Linked DNA regions of Mus musculus: region 1 is linked to region 2. Evidence: chromatin loops called from intact Hi-C (ENCODE). Cell type or tissue: gastrocnemius. All regions are shown on one strand. Each heading gives the region's core, and the rest is flanking DNA. Links, peaks and the distances in the headings are about the cores only. Region 1 holds the start of Zfp507 (zinc finger protein 507). Region 2 holds the start of Dpy19l3 (dpy-19-like 3 (C. elegans)).

Region 1 (9,885 bases), core at 954-8,953, 49 kb after region 2:
CTCATGCAAGTAGATGCACAGACACACTTGAAGCAAAACAAGAACCCAGTGGGTTTTGGCCAAGGGAAGCTGTGGTTCTTCATGTGACTGCTGATTCCCCTGTGGGGTCATAACTGAAGGAATTCTGTTGCCATTCAGTTCAACTGTTAACAATATATTAGTTACATAATAAAAGTAACAAATTCACAGCATTTTCAGTTTCTTGGCCAGATACAACGTATAGTATTGTAAATACAAGATCTCCCTTCCTGTGGGTGTAAGAGCCACACAGGCTAGCTGATAACTTGGTGAACATTTAATGTTTGTTCAACAGACTTCACACCTAGTGTTACAAAGGTGACTCCTGATTCCTCTCTTCTACTTAATGATCCAACAGGAGGAAGACAGAGCAGTGCAAATTGCTCCCCATGGATAGTTCAGTGTGCTTCTTAAAAAGAAAGTGAAGTCAAGAGGAGGAGTTCATCTTAGCCCAAGAAAACGGCTAATACAAAAGACTCTGACACACACTCACTTTCAGAGCTGCGTGTGCTCAGGCATTAAGAGCTAATGGCAACTTGCAGCAGATGCTCCAATTTCCCTAGAACATTTATGTAAGTATCTCATTTTAGAGGCTGCATACATTTGGGGATAAGTACAGTAAGGCAGCTATCAAACCGATATGACAACATAAAACGCATCAAGAAGCACCTGAAAAAACCAGTTTAGGTCTGCAGGCAAAACCAACAAGCAAGCAAAAACTCATTAAAAGGAAAGTCTGTTAAATAAAAGGTCACAAACAGCCACTGTACACAAGAGAGGAGGTCACTAAAACCAACTACGTCTTTAATTTCCTATTTTTTTCCTTATGGCATTCATGCAGCCTATGTGTACTATATACATTGTACATATAAATATGTAGATATTTATATATAATTTAATATGTCAAGTGAGCTAATAAAATTCATTTGAACTAGAGATGAAAAAGAGTCAGCATACAGTACTAGTGACTCAAATCACACCACGGATCACGATAATCTGAATTCCATCCTTGGACTTAAGAGACCGAAGCAAACACAGCTGAAAGAAATGATGCTGGGGGACAAAAGTAGGGTAGGACTGTGGAAGAAGGTGATAGAGGGAGAAGTAATTCTGTCAGTGAAGGTGGCATGATTACCTCTTCATTATACTCTTCTTTCTACTTGTACAAATGACTAAAGTTTTTCATAATAAAAACAAACCAAATACACCCACCCTCAACATCACCATGTGCAAGGCACACAGCAAGTAGGTAGGCCAGGCTTTTACACTGACATAGTTACTCGAAGGTGAACATAGATAAGCACATGGAGAAGCTAGAGAAGACTAATGTTGGCTTTCCAACGCTGTGGTAACATGAAGGCTAAGTATATATGGCCAAATCCTAAGTAAGAGAAGGCTCCTCTGCGCAGAGAGCAAGCACAAGGCTTCTGGAAAAGGCAGTATATCCACTGGTCCCTGTAGGGTTAGATTGTTCAAAACTTACTTTATTTAGGGTTCTTAAACTCTGCAATCTTCCTTCTAACCCATCAACCAGAAGTAGGGGAAAAAGAAGGTTACTAGGAAAAGAGAGTTGTGGACCTGTTTAGAAGTAGTCCCTTGGGGTAATTCCAATCTTTATTGTCGGATACCAACAGTCCAGTTAAATAGCAAACACCAACCATGAATCAGCAGTAGTGGCACAATCCAGCAGAAACAGCAAGGCTCAGCCAAATTGGCACCAGTTAGCAGAAGCGGCCAGAATCAGCCGGAATACCATGAGAAGTTCTTTGGTGTGTTTCTCTCTACAAAGTGAACACCAGCAAAGAAGTACGTGGTACTGCAATGCAAGCGCGTTTTCTCAGTGTTTGTGGGGCTCTATTTATATTCTTCCTAAATATCATGAGTCCGCTCAAGTGTTTATGTTCAGTAAAACGTCACATGCCCTCTCACAAGACAGCGTCCAGAAAAACATCACTCGATGTAACCGAACTGTTAAAGAAACCAGAAAGTTCCATCTTAGTCCCCAGCATCTAGGGGTGTGGAGACATCACCACCTGTGCTCTCTGGGCCCCTTGTGGCCTTCTCTCTATGGGACTCTGCTTCCTAGTCCTCTGGCAGGGCACTGCAAATGGAGAGGAACACAGGTGAGAAGGAACAGGGCAGTCAATGTCCTGGTTTCTGCTTCTAGGTCACCCTGGATTGGTTGCTTTTTGTTCTTTAGTTTTTTTTTCCCCCGCCCCATGTGGATGCTGGGATTTGAACTCAGGACCTTCGGAAGAGCAGTCGGTGCTCTTAACCACTGAGCCAACTCACCAGCCCCGGATTGGTTGCTTCTTAACAGGTCAGTTCTTCCTGGATGGCTGCTCTCTACAAATCTATTTCTGGCTTTGGCACTTCTGTTCTCCTGATGCTGCTTCTCCCACTAACACCATCACTCTGTGGCCTGCGAATAGAAGGCCAATACCTGGTAATATTATCTTTGTAAATATAACCTCCTTCAGTTATCCTGATTTGAGAGCTATTTGCTTCTCTGCTGTAAATGCAAGGCTAAGAGTGACAAGAAAGGTTGAGAAATGAGAAAGCCTACTCTAAAACTCTAACACGAACATCTTACAATAGGAATTAGCATGCTCTCTAAGGTAGTGAACAGATAAAAATCACTGCACTGCAAGGTTCACCAAGACACAAGCCTAGAAATGTTAGCCACGAGGGAGATAGCTTTTTTGTAACCACTAGATCAGAAGACCCAGTCAGAACAAGTGAATTAGGTACTCTCCTAAACCAGCAGTGTTCTACAGTCTTTCATACCGAGTCCCTGACAACAGTCATCCACAGGGAAAAGCTTGTAATTAATGTCTTTCCCAAGAAAAGTGAACAAATTCAGTTGTCTTTATTTTCTTGTAATTTGCTATTTGGTGTATTTGTGTATGTAATTAGTTCCTTTTAGTTATAGCAGTATGGCTACATGTAGAACTGAGCGAAATGATTCATGTGGGCTTGAAGAAAGGCTCTAATTTTCTGGGTATATACAAAGAGAGAAAGACGATATAAAGAAATCTTCTTTTAGAGTATGCATTTCGTTTTTCCAACTAAGTAAATAAACAAACAAAACCCCACACCAAAACAACAGAAGCGATGGCCAATGAATTTCACACTCTTTCAGACATCTGTTTTAGCCAAAAGAAGGTAGGGTTCCTCTGTTCTCTGAAGTGCCCTGGCTGCATGATCCAGGCGAGTCACTCTTTGTTTTAGCTTCTTCTGGTGTGAAATGTGAGGGGAAAGCTGGATGAACTTTTAGAGATGGAATCACAAACTGCCTATTAAAAGTAACCTAAAAGCTAGTTTTACTTCACATCTTACAAAGGTCAGTTACAATTTATTTAAAATCTTCTCAGCTCAATGTAATAATAGCAACTGAGAGAAAAACTGGAGTATAAATACAGAAGTATACTGGTTTCATAGTATAGAGTGTCTTACCTGCACCTAGCCTGGGACAATATTTTGACTTTGCAGCTACAATTAAAACACAGTCGTAGCTAACATCAAGTAGTGTTCAGCTTCATTGTAATTTATGAAACACACATGCCAAACATAGCGCTGAAGACCACCTGTCCTGGAGCTGCAAACCCAGAATTAGGCCTGCGTCCATTTCCTGTAATATTCCTGTAATTCCTGGTGGCCAAGCCCTTCTTTGGACACAAAGTGTCAAGGAACACCTCTGAGGCTCACAGACGTGAAACAGTGCCTGGCTTCAGAACTCAAACCACGCTTTCCCTAGTATACCGATTTCCCTTTCCATGCTCAAGGTGAGCATGATCAAGTAACAGCACCGGATGGATGCTAGGCAGCAGCAAACAGCTTCGTTTGCTCAGAGTTCTGTGGGTCCAGTCACAGTGGTGGCGGTTTATAAATAAGGCATCTCAGTGAGATGTAAGTGACTTACCCAAGGTTACATGGCTGTTAGTGGCAGAGCCAGTGTCTTTCCAATCAATTTCTGAAACAGATAGTCTCCTGGATCGATATTCACAATCCAGCTGTGGCCAAGAAGGAAATAAACACCATCAAACACGTCTCTCCATTGGCGGGCGAAACACAGTAACTTATTTCGGCAGTGAAGAAACTTCCAATACTTAACATTGAAAAGAAATTTCGGAAAGCTGTTCATGCAATGTAATTGTGTGAGGCAAATTTACATAATTTACTTAACAAGTAGAGGATTTTGCAGAAGCTAAAACAAATCAGCCTGGAAAACTTCTAACAATTGTATATTTTAAACCTCCCCCTCCATGTAAGTAATTCACTCAGCAAACTACTGCTTTTACTGACATAATTTTCTAACCAATATGGAATAATAAATGACATATTGCTATTCTAACTTTAACCGAAATTACAGCCTAAGGGGTGATTATGTAAATTAGTCAAACACAGTGGGCAGAAGAGTACCATGAAAAGATGCGACAACGTGGCTTGACCTATATATTCTCCAAAGCAGTTTCCTGCCCTGGTCCTCCTTTTTTTTTTTGGCTACTGTTTTCCTATTGTTGCTTTAAAGTAGGCTTATTCGGTTCCCTTAGAAAGTAACTTAGCGATTACAGTTAAGTAAAATTAGTACACCGCTAGGGCATCCTCCGAGTTTCCAGAGTTACCATGGTAAAGGAATGAAGGGTCAAACTTTCTCTTTTTAATCAATATAGCAATCCATACACAGAATCAGACCAGTAGAGTAGAAAGTACAAACTCAGACAGAAAAGGGGGTAAATCCAGTAATTGCCTTGGGCCATGTAGACTGAAAGCAAATTCCTGTCCACTGTCAGCAACCTTTGGTGGGGGTGGCTGCCTGGACCTAATTAATCACCCAGGCCTCGGACTCCAAACAACGATCGGGATGCCCCAGGTCTGGAAAGGTGGGCACTTTCACCAATGGTCTCAGCGATCTCTGGAAAGATCAGTCAATCCCAGAGGATGTGTACGTGTGGGAGGCCACGATTGCTATTTTTCGTTTGCGCTGGCATTTCCTACACCACGCAGTGCTTAAAGGACGGGGGATTAAAGAAACTTAAGCTCCATCCTGGCTGGCCTAAGCGCTTTCACGTCTCCAGAAGGCAAAGGCGCTTCAGCGGGACCTGGGGAGCAACGGGACCCCCACCCCCAGCGGCACGGCGGGCCCGGGGTCTCCACAGGCCCGACAGAGGGACGACAGTACACACAGGGCCCTGGAGCTCAGGCTCGGGTGCGTGGCAGTGCCGCGGGCGTCACCGGCGAGGAGGAAGCGGGCGTCACCAGCGAGGCCGCACATGGCCGGCGGCGCTCAAGCGGAGGGGCGGCCCGGGGCGCGGTACCTGCGGTCGGGCGGCGGGCTGCTGCTCCTGCGAGCCTCCTTTGGCCGGCCGGGACCCCACCGTACCCTCGCCCTCGTCCGCCTCGCTCCCGACTCCTTTCCCTCTCTTTCCCCCTTTTTGCCCCTTCCTCGGCCGTGGCTCCAAGATGGCGGCGCCGAGACAGATCACGTGAGCGGCGAGCCGGTCAGGTGAGCCTGGAGGCGCGCGGCGTGGGCGGGGCTGTGGTGGGGTGGAGCCACCACAGACCACGCCCTCTGGCAGAAAGGGCCTTAAGGCTCTGGGCAGATGCTGTGGCCATCCAGGTCCTGTCAGAGCTGGTGTTGGTCTAGAACTCAGTTGATATCCACTGTGGCCTCAACCTGCTGGGGCATTCTTCATCCCCTCATTTACCCCATCGTTCTTTACATCCTTGTGCTTGTGAATCTGGCTGGACTTTTTTTTTTTTTTTTTTTTTTAAAGTTTATCGAGGGCTGGAGCGATGGCTGGAGTGATGGCTGGAGCGAGGGTTGGAGCGATGGCTCCGTGGTTGCTCTTATAGAGGACACAGGTTTGGTTTCCAGCACTCATACAGTGGCTCACAACCATGTGTAACTCCACTTCCAGGGACTCAGAAGCTCTGGCCTTCTTCTGACCTCCACAGACTCCAGACACACACATGGTGCTCAGGTATACAGATAAGTAAGCCATTCACACACACAAAATATTATCTACGTATTTATTTATTGTTATTTGTGGAGACTTGTGGTCAGAGGAGAATTTTCAGGAGTCTGTTCTTTCCTTCCATGGTATGGGTTCTGATATTGAACTCAAACCTTCAGACTTGGCAGCGAGTACCTTTACCCATTGAACCACATACCTCCTAGATAAATGCTCTTCCACTGAGCTATTGAGTTTCCTGAAACAACTCATCCTGGCTTCTAATTCCTTATGTAGTTAGCCCAGGCAGACATTTGAAGTTGTGAACCTCCTGCCTCAGCCCTCCAGGGTAGCTTGGGAGAGTAGATGTGTCTCCACCATACCAGGCTCTAATTGGAGCTATTATTTTTTTCAGGCATCGTATGCTGAAAAATGTAGAGGTCCTAACCGTATGTCTGATGAGAGGCAGTGCTGGCTCTGGGTCAAAAATACTTTCTTTTTTTTTTTTATGTTTAAAATTTAAAAAAGCATTTATTGATTCGTGTGTGGAAGACAGAGGACAATTTTCTGGAGTTGGTTCACTTTTTCTCCCGTGTAGGTCCCAAGGGTTGAACTCGGGTTGCAGCTTTGATAGAAAGTTCTTTTACCAACTGAACCTTCTTGCGGTCCTTGAAAGATTTTTCAGGAGTTGTAAGGTCTGACTTGGTGAGCTTGCGGTAATAACTCCGAGCGAGCCGTCATGTTTGTCGTTTGGATCTGTTTCCGTGAAGTATCTGCTCTGCTGTAACAAACCCTGTTGGGTCCTGTGCTAATACCATGAATACAAACTGAGAGAAGCAATCTCACCCAGCTTTCAACCCAAGAATAAGCCGGCAGGTAGGGGCTAGCAGGAATGGCAGAGCCACGAGCTTGGGTCTGGATTCAATGGGTGGGCGTGGCCAGAGGAAGGACTTTAGGGAGGATCGTAGTGATAGCGCCAGGCTGGCCTTGTTAGGTGAGATACCTTTTGGATGTTTCCTGGTATATTTAGAACCCACTTCAAGCAGGTTGGGTTTTGAGTCGTCAAAATACATACGAAAAAGTAATGGTTTAGGTACGGCAGCCATCTTATTTGCTGTGTCTCTGGATAAAAGTTTACCAGCTGGGGGGTTACAGAGATGACTGAATGGTTAAGAGTGGATTCTGCTCTTGCAGAAGACGTATTGGTTCTCAGCACCCATGCCAGGCAGCTCACACCCCCTCAGCTCATGGATGGGCTTCTTCTCGCTACAGATGACGCAGATATAGACCAGATTAGACCAGACTAGAGATAGATAAAGCCAGGTTTATTAGATGCCGTTCTCAGGTGGGATCCACGGGTCGGGTCGCAAAGAACCGGGCGGGGCAAATCGTGCATCCGGACTAGGGTGAGGTAGTTTTATAGACTGTAGGCGAAGGGTGATGATATGTCAGCAGTAAGCTGGGTTTGTGCCCAAGAGCTGAGCGTACTGGGGACTGAGGGGACTGGGGTGGCTGGCAGCATCAGAGGAGGAGGTTGCAACAGCCTGGGCACTTGGAGCCCTTCCTTTGTTTGTGGGTGGGGTTGCGAGGAAGGAGGGCAGATGGGGTTTCCTAGCTTGTGCAAGGGTAAGCAGGGGTCCATCCTAACACTCCCAATCAGTCGTCTCTCCAGCTCCGGGGGTCAGGGGGGAGTGAGGTGTGTGGGGGAGGTCTGGCATCTCTGGATTCCATGAGTGTCAGCATTCATTTTCACATACCCGCCCTGCCCCACCCCACAAATAAAAGCAAATCTTTGAAAACAGGTCACCAGCCTTTGGGTGTTGGAAAACCAGCAGAGTTAGAATTCTCTCTGGTGGCTCACAGACTCCTTCACCATTTGGGCCAAATAGTGAAGAAATGAAAATCAAGGGCTGAGGGATTCTTTTCAGTTACAAGTTAGAGGCGAAGTATGGGGGAAGGAGGAATTAGCATGGAAGGCTAGAAGGAGAAAGACATTAGGGTTAGCCCCAGATAGGAAAGCATGAAAGGAGGAACCAGGATCAAATCTGACAATGTTTTCCCTTCCCCTTGTTGTATGTGAAAGTGTGCTGAACAACCCGCGGGTAGCAAGCCAGTAAGCAGCACTCCTCCATGGCCTCTGATTTAGCTATTGTCCTTGCTTCCCTGGTGATAATGCTGTAACCTGTAAGCCAAATAAACCCATTGCTCTCCAAGCTGGTTTGTGTACACACTTATGTACATATACCTACACTTACACATTCATGCACATGTGTATATATATCTGAGTTCATATGTGCACGTGCACACACATATGTGCGCACACATACACACACACACTTTTGTAGTGCTGTGGCTGGACTCCAGGACTCCACACCTCCTAGCCAAGTTCTTTGCCACTGAGTTACACCCCCAGGTCCCCTTCCCTTTTTATTTTGAGATACACTTTCACAGAGTTACCCAGGCTGGTCTTGAACTCACTTCTGTAGCCCCGGGTTAGCTTGAATCTCCCATTTTTACATCTCTATCTCCCATTTCCCATCTCTCTCTTCTGTGTACTGATGTCAAAGGCCTGCACCACTAGTTTTGCTTAATATGACTTTTTTTTTTTTTTTAGAAAAAGTTGCTCTCCAGAAAGGTTGTAGTAAACGTTTTTTAAAGTCAAAGGAATGCAAAGACCCAGTCGTTGTTCCATTAAACTTGTGGACAATGAACTCTCAGCACCTCGCACCAGACACAGAATGGTTTTATCATGATTTAATTAAGCAGCCATAGCAAGATTTCATGTTCCAGATAGGACACTTACTTATGCAATTATCTAGCCCCTGTTCAATGGGATCTGATTCTGTTCTCAGATGAGAGATGACCCTGATAACCAAGTCCCTGTCTCACATACCTCCTCATTCTCCTTTGGGGTCCTTAATTAGTTGATAAGGTTAAAGGTTTCACTTCTGCCAGTATCCTGGGCTTGTATCATGTACGTGACCATGGAGTCTGATGCAACTGAAACCAGCACAGTGTTTACATCTCAGTAACACAGAAAGTGCAGTAAGTTTCAAGTTGGTAACCGGCAGGAAACTGAGTGAGCCGCCAGGACTGGACCTGAGGAAGTCTTGTTTCTGAGTGAGCGACATGCCCCAGAGGTGCTATAGCCAAGCCGGAAGACCTGGACTACACAGTGGAGGGAGACAGAAATCATTCCTGAAAGTTGTTCTCTGACCTCTACACGCACAACTACACACACACACACACACACATTGAATAAATGCCAGTCTTTTAAGCTATGATACCTCTGAAGGACACTTCGTCTTAGCTTTCTTGTGGATTAGTCATGGAAGTCTTCTGATTAGCGCCGAGAATTGAATGAGGTAAATGACCTGTATAAAAAAAGATTTTTTTTTTCTTTTTGAGTCAGATTTTCCCTGGCCTAGAGCCACATATGTTCCTGCTTCAGCCTCCCAAGTGCTGTGATTACAGACATTTGCCACTACACTGGATGGAAGTAATATAGCTTTTGTTTTATGATCTTTTAAAAACAAGTATTTTGTCTCAGAAAATGAAAGATTGGGCCCCAAGAGATGTCTCTTGGTTAAGAGCACTGGCTGCTAGTCGAGAGGACCTAGGTTAGATTCCCAGCACCTACATGGAGGCTCACAATTGCCTAGAAGTCTAGTTCTGGGGATCTGGTGTCTCTGAGAGCACCTGGCATGGGTGAAGTACTCTTATATACATGCAGATAAAATCCAAAAATTTAAAGTAAAAATAAAAATAACCCTTAAGAATTTTTTTTTTTAAAAGAAATATTGCTGTAATCTCATCCAATCAGCAGGCAGAGGCAGGAGGTTCACAATGAGGTTGAAGGCAGCTTGTCTTAAAAAGTAAAGGAGGGGCTGTGACTCTAACTGTGGCACAGAGC
Region 2 (9,885 bases), core at 738-8,737:
GGAGAGACGGCTCAGCAGCTGAGTGCACTTGCTGCTCTGCCAGGGGACCAGGGTTCAGTTCCCAGCACTACCAGCTCTAGCTCCAGGGAATCTGATGCTCTTCGCTGGTCTCTCCCAGGCCGGAGCTATGTGCACACTGTATATAAATAATAAGATAAACCTTAAGGAAAATGGGAAGGCTCAAAAAACCCTGGCAATGTGCATATTTCATTCCGTGAAGTCACAGACCAGCCCTGAAACTATTCCAGGAAGTTCTAGAAGTTCTGAGAAAGACAGAGAGAAAACAAAATGTCCCGAGAGTCGGTGTGGTCCCCCACTCTAAACAAATAATGACTTTTCCACTCAAAGCCATCCACACACAGCAATAGCAAGGTCTGAAGCTCCAGATGGGGAGGCGGGCTCCAATAGTCTCTGCTTTTCTTTATGCCTATTGCAACCAACAGACAGAAAAATATAAATCTAAGAAATAAACTTTCTACCTCTGCCCAGTTTGTACACAGGTACATGCAATCAAAACGAAAAGTAACAAAATAGCCCTTATGCCTACTCCATCATGTGGTGGTACCACTGCACTGCACTGACAGCCCTCATGCCTACTCCATCATACCCCACTGCACTGCACTGCCAGCCCTCATGCCTACTCCATCATGTGGTGGTACCACTGCACTGCACTGCACTGGAGAGCAGGACTCACAACCACTACACCAGCTTCAGAACTCACCAGTGTCAGAACACACCACTCTGCCTGGCTCTTTACATGGGTGCTAGAGAGCTGAACTCAAGTCTTCACTTTGCTTTTTATGTTTTTCACACAGGGTCTTACTAAGTAGCCCAGGCTAGCCTCAAATTCAATTTACAACCCTTCTGCCTCTTTCTCTCAAGGGCTGGGGAAATCCAGACACAATCATAGCCAGTGAGACCCTCATTTGATTAGACAAATCCTGATGCTATTTTTAAATGATGAACACGTAAGTCTTTACCCTAGAGTCAAACTCTTTCAAGATCCTGGATTATTTTTTCCTTTGAGGGGACAAGGTCTCGTATAACCCAGGCAGACCTCTGAATGTCTGATCTTCCTATTTCCACCTCCTGAGTCCCAGGATTACAGATACGTACTCTCATGCCAGGATGAGAGACTGGGTTGGTCCTCATGGTTCAACTGTGTGGTCTCGGTCACTCATCTACGTGGTCAGCTACCGGGGAAACAAATGAGTTGATCACACAACGGTCCGAGATGCCCCATACCTTAATATTGGAAAACCACAAATCGTTCTCATGCAGGGTGGCCAGGTAAACGGATGTAAGAAGTCCAATGCAAAGAGCCACAGTTCCGCCAACTGCGGATGACAGGATCTTCCAGAACCTTCCAGAGGCACAACCTTTTAGAAAAGAGAAACACATGAAACACGAAATTAAGAACTTAGAGACAGCTCCACTGTTAATCTCACTGGCTGTTCCTGCAGTGACCGGGGTTTGGTTCCCAGCACTGGCTTCAGGCAGCTCACAACCACCTGTGACTCCAGGTGCAGGGAAGTGGGTGCCCTCATCTGTCCGGTGCTCATTTGTACAACCTACACACCAACACACACAGACGCGTAATTAAAAATGAAAGTTACAGAAACGATAGAGCATAAATCAGAAGACATGCGCACTAGAAAAATACAAAGGTAGGAGGTTTAAGGATGTCAGAAAGGATGAATATTCTAGTAAGGAACAGAGTAAGGATATAAAACACCAATGAGCAAAGGAGACAAATGGCCAATAACTGTAGCCAACAGAAGAAAACCTGTTAAAATCCACTCAAATTCCCCACCACTGGAAAGAGAATGAGCTGTATTTTCAAAGTTCTTGGTAAATATGGAACTTAAAATGGCTGATACATGAGCTGGGGGTGTGGCTCAGTGGTAGAGCACCTGTCAGGCATGACCCACAACGGCAGAGGGATATATGTAACTGGAGCTTAGGACTGCTTTGGAAATGTGCTGGCTTGTATTTATGTCAACTTGATACAAGCTAGACTCTGCTGAGAAGCAGGGAGACTTCAGTTGAGATGTTGCCTCCCTAAGGTGGGCTGCAGGCAAGGCTGTAGTGGATTTTCCTAGTCACTGACTGCCTGTGGGCTATGCAAAGTGTGGTCCTGGGTGCTGTAAGAAAGCAGGCTGAGCGAGCCACGAGGAACAAGCCAGTAAGCAGCGTCCCTCCACAGCCTCCGCATCAGCTCCTGCCTCCAGGTTCCCGCCCCATTTGAGTTCCTGCCCTGCCTTCCTTTGGTGATAAAGAGCAATGTGGAAGTGTAAGTTGAATAAACCTTTTCCTCTCCAAGTCACTTTTGGCTCATAGTATTTCATCACAGCAATGGAAACCCTAACTAATACAGGACTGGATTTAAATAATCTAACATCTAGGGGGTTGGAGAAATGGTTCAGGAATTAAGAGCACTTATTGCAGTTACAGAGGACACAGGTTCCATTCTCAGTACCTAACATAGTGACTTAAACTGTAACCCCAGATCCAGGGAACCTGATGCCCCTTTCTGACCTCTGAGGGTTCCTTCCTCTTTCTGACAGCCAGGCACATGCAGTTGGTGTACTTATGAAGGGCTCAGGACAAGGAACGGGAAGAGCAGCGTGCTCCAGAGCAGCGCATGGCTCTTGCTTCGCTTTATAAGGCTGCTTGAGGGTAGCCACGTGCAGACGAAACATTCACGCAGCAAGATGAATACCGTCATCTACTCCCTGGATGAGCAGGTTGGCCGAAGCAGGTTTTCCTTCTTTTTAAAATTGTCTTTTATTTTCAAGGTTGCTTTTTTTTTTTTTTTTTTTCTGATGTGATTTCATAAAATGAGCCATCTTCAAAGTTGTTGGTTGTTTTTTTTGTTTGTTTTTTAAATTAAAAAATAAAACAAAATGGGGGCTGGAACAATGGCTCAGGAGTTAAGAACATTCATTGCTCTTGCAGAGGACCCGGGTTCAGTTCCTATCACCCATATGGTGGCTCAGAACCAACTGTAACTCCAGTTCTAGGGAAGCCAATACCCACTTCTGACCTCAGGGGACGCCAGACACACATGTAGTGCATGTGCAGGCAGAACACTCATACACGTAAAAATACACAAATACATCTTCAGAAACAAGGACCAAGCCAGGGGCTGGCGAGGCAGCCAGTGAGTGGGGATGCTTGCTGCTCAGCCTGATGACCCGAGTTGAATTTCTTTAACCCACAAGGTGGGAAGAGAGAACAGTCTCTTGCTAGTTGTCCTCAGAGCCTCACATGCATGCCCTGTTCAGCCACCACATATACAAGGCAAATAAATACATGTAATTAAAAAAAAAAAAAAGACACAATCTAACATAGATTTTAACTGCACACCATCAGAAACTACTCCAAATTACCTAATATGCCTTTCATCAGCTTGGCCAAATGGTCCAGCTTTCCAACTGAGAGACCTTTTATCTTATTAAACAGCTTTCTCTGCTACCTACTAGCTCTGGCTGCTAAGAATTCACTGGCCTACAAAGGATTAATTATGTCCCATACAGAAAATGGCTGATGGGTGTGGAGTTCTTTATGCTCACTAAAAGAAATTTGGCCACATTTAATTACCTAGCAACTGCTCAACATTATATAAACAATTCACCAAGTTCTTTTTTCCTTCCCTTCCTACCCACTGCCTAAATAAAGAAAAAGAGGTAACTTCAAGAATTTGCCTGAATACAAAATGTTAAATCTCTTTTTCAAAGGCTTTAGTGAAATGAGACTAAGCCAAGATGAGGGTACCTGGAAGGGGCAGCACACACGCGCAGGGCACACCAGACAAGGTACCCGTCGAAAGAGACAGTTGGCTAGGGCAGGCAGAGCATCTCTCTAAAGGACCTAATGACACTGCCACTGTAATTTAATCAACACATAACTTACCAAGGATTTCTTCTCATCAAAGCCGTTTTACTGATTACAGCTGAAAAGCCAATATAATCAGAGTACAGTCAGAATTTCTGGGTGCTGGAACAAGTGTCCTTCATACATCGCACCAATTTTTTTTTTTACCCTATTAGATCGTGACATATGTTAATACGCAGAAGGAAAAGTAATCCAAAATACTGCTTTAGTTCCAACCACCTACCAGATGGCAATTTCTTTTCCAACTTCACATCTTCTTTTGGTGATGGAAAATCCTCAGAAACTTCTATGGGTTTTGTCTCTTTTCTTTGCCGGATGTACATCATGATGTCAAAGACTCATACGCATTGTTCTTCCAACCACTCCTACAAACAACATCCAGATGAATGCCCCATGGAAATGTCAGCACCCACTTTACCCAACACACCCTTATGTGCTTAAATGGCCTGTCTTAGCCTGCTGTCCCCTGCTCAGCAGACCCTCCCAAACAAATCTTAATCAGCCTTTAAAGATACAACACAAATGTTTAACTAAACCACATTGACGAAGCACCTTTCCTCCAGCAGGCACTGCCAAGAGGGAGTGATACAGGTAGGGATACAGGTGAGCCACGTGAAGATGCCCAGGACTTCTTCCAGGAAGCCATCTTGGATGCTGCACCCTTGTGATGTTTTCCCTCCCTGATTCCGTAACACTAACTGTGGGATTTGTTGCGTGACACAGTTTTACATTATTTTCTACAGTTCCTACAGAAAGTAGTGGGTCTGATTTATTCCCACAGAACTGACCACGTGGGAGGGATTCCTAGTAAACTTGTGACAGCCAGATTTTGAAGAACTGAAACACTGTTTCTGATACCTGAATTTTAGCACCTGTGTTCTTTGAAAAAAAAAAAAAATCCCTGCTAAGCTTTATGCCTGGATGTCAAAGACAGTAAGACAGTGCGGGGCTGTGCCAGTCAGGGTGGCTGCTCTCTCTGGGGAGCAACTGTGGGTGTAGCTGCGGGAGCAGTTACCTAGTTTGGAAGCTATGAGGGGGAGGCGGGGGTGTGGTGGTGGTGAGTAAGCTGGCTTCAGTCCCCCGGGAACATCTTGCCTGGTTCCTCTGACTAATGAATAGCGTTTTACTAATTATCTATTAAAGATGAGGAGTAGCCAGACGCGATTGTTTCGGCAGCTAATCCAACCTGCACTCTAGTTACCAAAGTCTATGTTTATCTAACGGAAAGGCTCTTGCTAAATACAACAGAGGAAGCCAACACCACACAATGCTTTTGTTAAGATTCATTCATTCAAAAATGCTCAGACTGAACACAGACTCAAATGCAGTGTGCTCAAAAAGCACAAGAAACGGGGGGGGGGGGGGGAGAGAAGAAATCTTTTCAAAGTCTTGCAGCCACAGCTGGAATCCTGTCCCCTCTTGAGGAGTTATACCCTCCCTGCTAGCCCTCGGCGGGTTAGGGCTATACAGGGGGCCCACCTTACATCTACCCTGAGCCTGGTAAAGCAGAAAGTTAACAAACATGCCAGGTGCTAATTACATTTCCCGTCTGCATGGCAACAGCCTCCCCAACTAGGAAACAAAAAGTTGCTCCGGCCAGCCGGACTCAAAGCCCTGCCAGACATTAGCAAAGAGACCCTAAGGCAATTCCTGGACTACTGACCAGGACGCGCGCCACTCCCCCGCACCTGGAGCCACTCCCCTGCGCACCTGGCGAGCCCACGCGAGGACCAGGTGCTAGCCGGCCCGGGGAACCTCGCGACACTCGCTCCCGCTCTGAGACGCTCCCTCCCACGCCCCGCCCACGTGTCCCGTAGACACTGCGCGTCCAGTCCCCTCGCGGCCCGACCCCCAGCCACAGACCTGCGGCCTCAGCAGTCCTCAGGGGCGGCTCGGGTTGGCAAAGAAGCACCCCGAGCACCCAGGCCTTAGGGACGCGCCCACTTCACGGGCTACAGCGAGGTGAAGACTAGGAGGACCCAGCTGTTCCCGGCTCTGTGCGGCGCGCTGCAAGGATGGGCCTGGGGGGCGTCTACAGCCCGGGGAAGGGGCGCGCCGGGGAGGCCGGGCCGCTACCGCTGCATTCATTGGTCCCGGCAGCTGTTCGTCAACGCAAGGCCCCGCCCCCGCCTCCCGCGCTGCCCCGCCCCGTCTCGTGCGGCGCACACCGGAAGGAAGAGGTACACTTCCGCTCAGAGGGCTGTTTTGGGGGTGTTAGGCTCCGAGGCAGGTCTTAAGCTTGGCTTGTTCCTGTGTTCGGAGTCCCTGGTGCCCCGAAGAAAGGTTACCCAGTCTCGGGGGACCTTCCCAGCTCTACCTCCTGCCTCCAATGTCCGGCTATATGCACTTTCGACGTTGTTTAGTGATAAAATCCGCAGACACTTTTGGGTCTCCAAAGACATGCCTCTCAGTCCCCACACCCCCAACCCATCCACACCCATCCTCCCGCCGCCGCCGTAGTACTGCTCTGGCCTTTGTTGTTAATTCTCCTCCTTAACATGCACCTTCAGTATTGAGTCCTAGATGTTCCTCTTATCTTTAAACTGCTTGTCAGCATCTTTTCCCTCTCTTTGAGACAGGGTCTCACTTTCTAGCTCTGGCTGGCCTGAAATTGCGTGTGGACCAATTTGGCCTCACGTCTGCCTCTGCCTCCTGAGTGCTGTGACTAAAGGAAGGTGTGCGCCAGACTGAGTTTTGGTAGTGGATGGCCCACTGAGATCAGTACCTACGAAAAGGCAGCCTGTCATCTAATTCCAACAAAAATTGTTCCATACACCCTGCCTTTCTTAGCTACCTGTCCCTGATAGATCTTTTTCTCTTTTGGTTGTCGACTGTTAATACCAAGAACACACTGCTCAGAATGCTTTATTAGATAGCCCCTCACCCCACACCTACTTAAAGTGATTTGTGGAACATGTAACTGGTGTGAGGCGCATGTCCCTGAGGGGAACAGTATTCAGCTGCTGCTTCATGTCTGTAACACGAGGCAAGAACTGTCATAAGAACGTCGGGTCGTAGTGCTTCTCATAGAAAGTGGGTGCGCACTAAGAGTAAAGTCTGAGATTTAAGGTCTTAGATGGCGCTCCTGTAGTCCTGCTGAGGAAGGAGGCTGCCGCAGGAGGATGACAAGTCCAACTCTTGCCTGGGCCATATGCAGAGACATAGAGTACTGGCTTGTCACAAGCATGCAGCAAGACGATGAGTTGTAGTGAAGCACGATAGAAAGGCAAGGGAAATTATGGAGGAAGGAGAAGGAATTTCCCCCATTCCACTGCAGATCTAGATGAACCCTCGCCAGCTGCAGGCAAGGATCCCAGCACAGAATACTTGCTGTAAAGTTTGCTAACAGAAATGATGAGTTCCTCTCATGGATCTTATGTTAAACAGGGTCTGCTTTAAGGCCCGAGTGTACTTGACCTTTGGGCCTCATTCCTTTCCCCCCCAGATTGGAGTTTCAAGGGCGATGCTTACTAACCTTTATTTACACTAAAAATATCCTACCTTAGGGCTGCAGAGATGGCTCAACAGCTAAGGGCTGCTCCTCCAAAAGACCCAGGTTTGGTTCCAGAATCCATGTGGCAGCTCACAACCATCTGTAACTCCAGTTCCAGGGCATCTGATGCTCTCTTCTGGCCTCTGTGGGCATCAGACAGGCATATGGTGCACATATATACATTCGGGTAAAACACCGATACACATACAATAAAAGTCCTATAAAGAGCCTTCCTGCTCTCCTGTGATGTTGTCAGTGGCAGTGCTGACAGGTGTCCCTCGGGAATCACTCTGATGAATGAAGAAAGCAAGAGGAGGGGCTGGAGAGATGGCTCAGAGATTGAGTACTTGGTGCACCACAGTTAGGCTCCGACACCCATGTGAGTCAGTAGCTTCAGTTCCAGATGCTCCAACACCCTCTTCTGGCTCCCTGGGACCCCTCCGCCCCCCCCCCCCCACACACACACACAGACACAGACACACAAATAAAACTGGATCTTAAAGATGTAATTAGAATCATACTTAAAGTCACAGGACCCAGGTTCAGTTCCTAGCACCTACATGGTGGCTCACAACCATCTGTAACTCCCATTTCAGGAGATCTAATGCCATCTTCTGATCCCCAAGGGCGTCAAGCATGCACGGGGTATACAGACTTGCAGGCAAAACATTCATAAAAAAATATAAATAAGGGGGTGGTTGGAGAGATGTCTCAGCCGCGAAGAGCACTGGCTTCCCCTTCAGAGAACCTCCATTGGATTGCCAGTACCCACATTCTCAGTGAATCCTGTCCTCTGGGATCTGATGCCCTCTTCTGGCCTCAGTGGGCAATGCATCCATACAGTGCAGACGCAAAACATAGACATAAAAGACATTGTTAAACGTTTTTAAATAGAAGTAAGTCTTTTAAAAAGTATTAACTTGGGTGATAGCCATGGAGATGAAGAAAACGCAGCAGATCTGGGATATTTAGGTGCTCCGTGCAGCTGGAGTAGTGTGGGTGTCTGTACGGATTATGTAAGAAGAGGGAGGAAGCTCTGCGGGCTCCTAGGTTTCTGACTTGAGCAGTCAGGACCGTGGGACGCATCAAAAGAGAAAAATAAAAGCAGGCTTGAAGTGTTTAACAACTTATAGGGGAGTTGGGTTTTTTGTTTGTTTGTTTTGTTTTGTTAACATAGGCAGAGCTGGTTCTGCTCAGGAAAGCTGACCTAGAACTGCCTGATCAGCCACCGCAGGGCTGGCAGCTGGCTCTAGGCTAGTTGCTGCTCACAGGGCTCTCCCCACAGGCTGTTGGAGTAGCCTCAAGACATAACCTCTGAAACCTGGGGGTTTCCTAGGCGTCTGTGGTAGAGGGAGGGCAATGTAAAGGTGGGCTGATCACTTCATGGTGGAGACAGCAGGGGGCAGCCTTTCTCCCTTCTCACTTTCACAGGATTTGGGCTGGGGCTGGAAGCCCCAGTTCTGTATGACTGAATTGTGAGGCTAGGACACAGGGCAGTCCAGTGTCAGCCTTGGCTTCTGTTGGATTGCTCACTTAGGGGAGGATTTCAGGGTTATGTCTTGAGGCTACCCCAGCGGCCTGTGGAGCAGCCTCCAGTCAGCCACTTGCCAGTGAGCTACCCTGTTAGTAGATCGGGGAGCTCCTGGACAGCTTCGGCTGATAGCAGGATCCATCCTGGGCAGAACCACCTCTGCTTATCACTCTTATACATCGAAACTCTGAGACAGTAGATGGTTATTGTTGTGAGGGGACAGGTTTGGGAAGGGGGCTTTTATTATATATACAGTGATAGGTAATCAATGCAATACTGATCATCAATATGGACATGGCATGATGTATATTTCCTTTTATATATTCCCATTTAACTGGATATTAGGGTATATATTTATAGATATATAAGTAATTTTTATATAATATATAAAATTTAATGTATGATATATAATATAATATAATTATAGTATGTGATAATATATTATATATAGTTTATATATTATAATATACTACATTGTATTTATAATATATACTATGTATGTCATAATACAGACTATAAATAATATATAATATTGAAATATTTATATGAATGTTTTATCCACGTGTATGTCTGTGCACCTACTGATGCCCAGGAGACCAGGACAGGGTAAAGGACCCTCTGAAACTGGAGTTACAGATGGTTGTGAGTCACCATGTGGGTGCTAGGAATCAAACCCATGTCCTCTGCAGGAGCAGCAAGTGCCCTTAACCACTGAGCTCTTCTCCAGCCCCTGTCTTTTTGTTGCTTATTTTTGAGGCAGGTTCTCACTCTGTAGCCTGGGCTGGACTGAAATTGCCTATGTAGACCAGGTTAGCCTCCAAGAGCTAAGCTGCCTGCTTTTGACTTCTCATGCTTAGACTGATGGCATGTACAATAGTATGCCCAGTTTCTGGTTCTATGCAGTTTTAAGCAAATCTGTAGGAACATTCTTAGACATATACAATTCTTTAGGAAATGTGTCTAG

What was found. Peaks named below come from ENCODE experiments on the same cell type or tissue, not always from the same donor. Only the 100,000 strongest peaks of a DNase experiment are listed, where the experiment ranks them.
Region 1: it touches region 2 in a loop (2.2-fold over the local background); 6 of 42 quality-filtered maps call a loop at or near these places.

The regions. Positions count from the first base shown.
Region 1 is chr7:35,797,498-35,807,382 of GRCm38, forward strand. It overlaps Zfp507 (zinc finger protein 507), which reads right to left and starts at 5,492. Exons shown (of 7, transcript NM_177739.3): 1 at 5,337-5,492; 2 at 3,941-4,031. It overlaps E130304I02Rik (RIKEN cDNA E130304I02 gene), which reads left to right and starts at 5,095. Exons shown (of 3, transcript NR_033567.1): 1 at 5,095-5,524. In gastrocnemius, for the core only: no CTCF peak of the experiment used is centred there; a DNase peak (open chromatin) is centred at 5,534; H3K4me3 peaks cover 1,969 bases; H3K27ac peaks cover 1,203 bases.
Region 2 is chr7:35,748,495-35,758,379 of GRCm38, forward strand. Dpy19l3 (dpy-19-like 3 (C. elegans)) reads right to left here and starts at 5,960. Exons shown (of 19, transcript NM_178704.3): 1 at 5,761-5,960; 2 at 4,121-4,262; 3 at 1,246-1,379. The coding sequence starts at 4,223. In gastrocnemius, for the core only: a CTCF peak has its summit at 8,223 (motif pointing left); DNase peaks (open chromatin) are centred at 4,893 and 6,012; H3K4me3 peaks cover 2,747 bases; H3K27ac peaks cover 3,911 bases.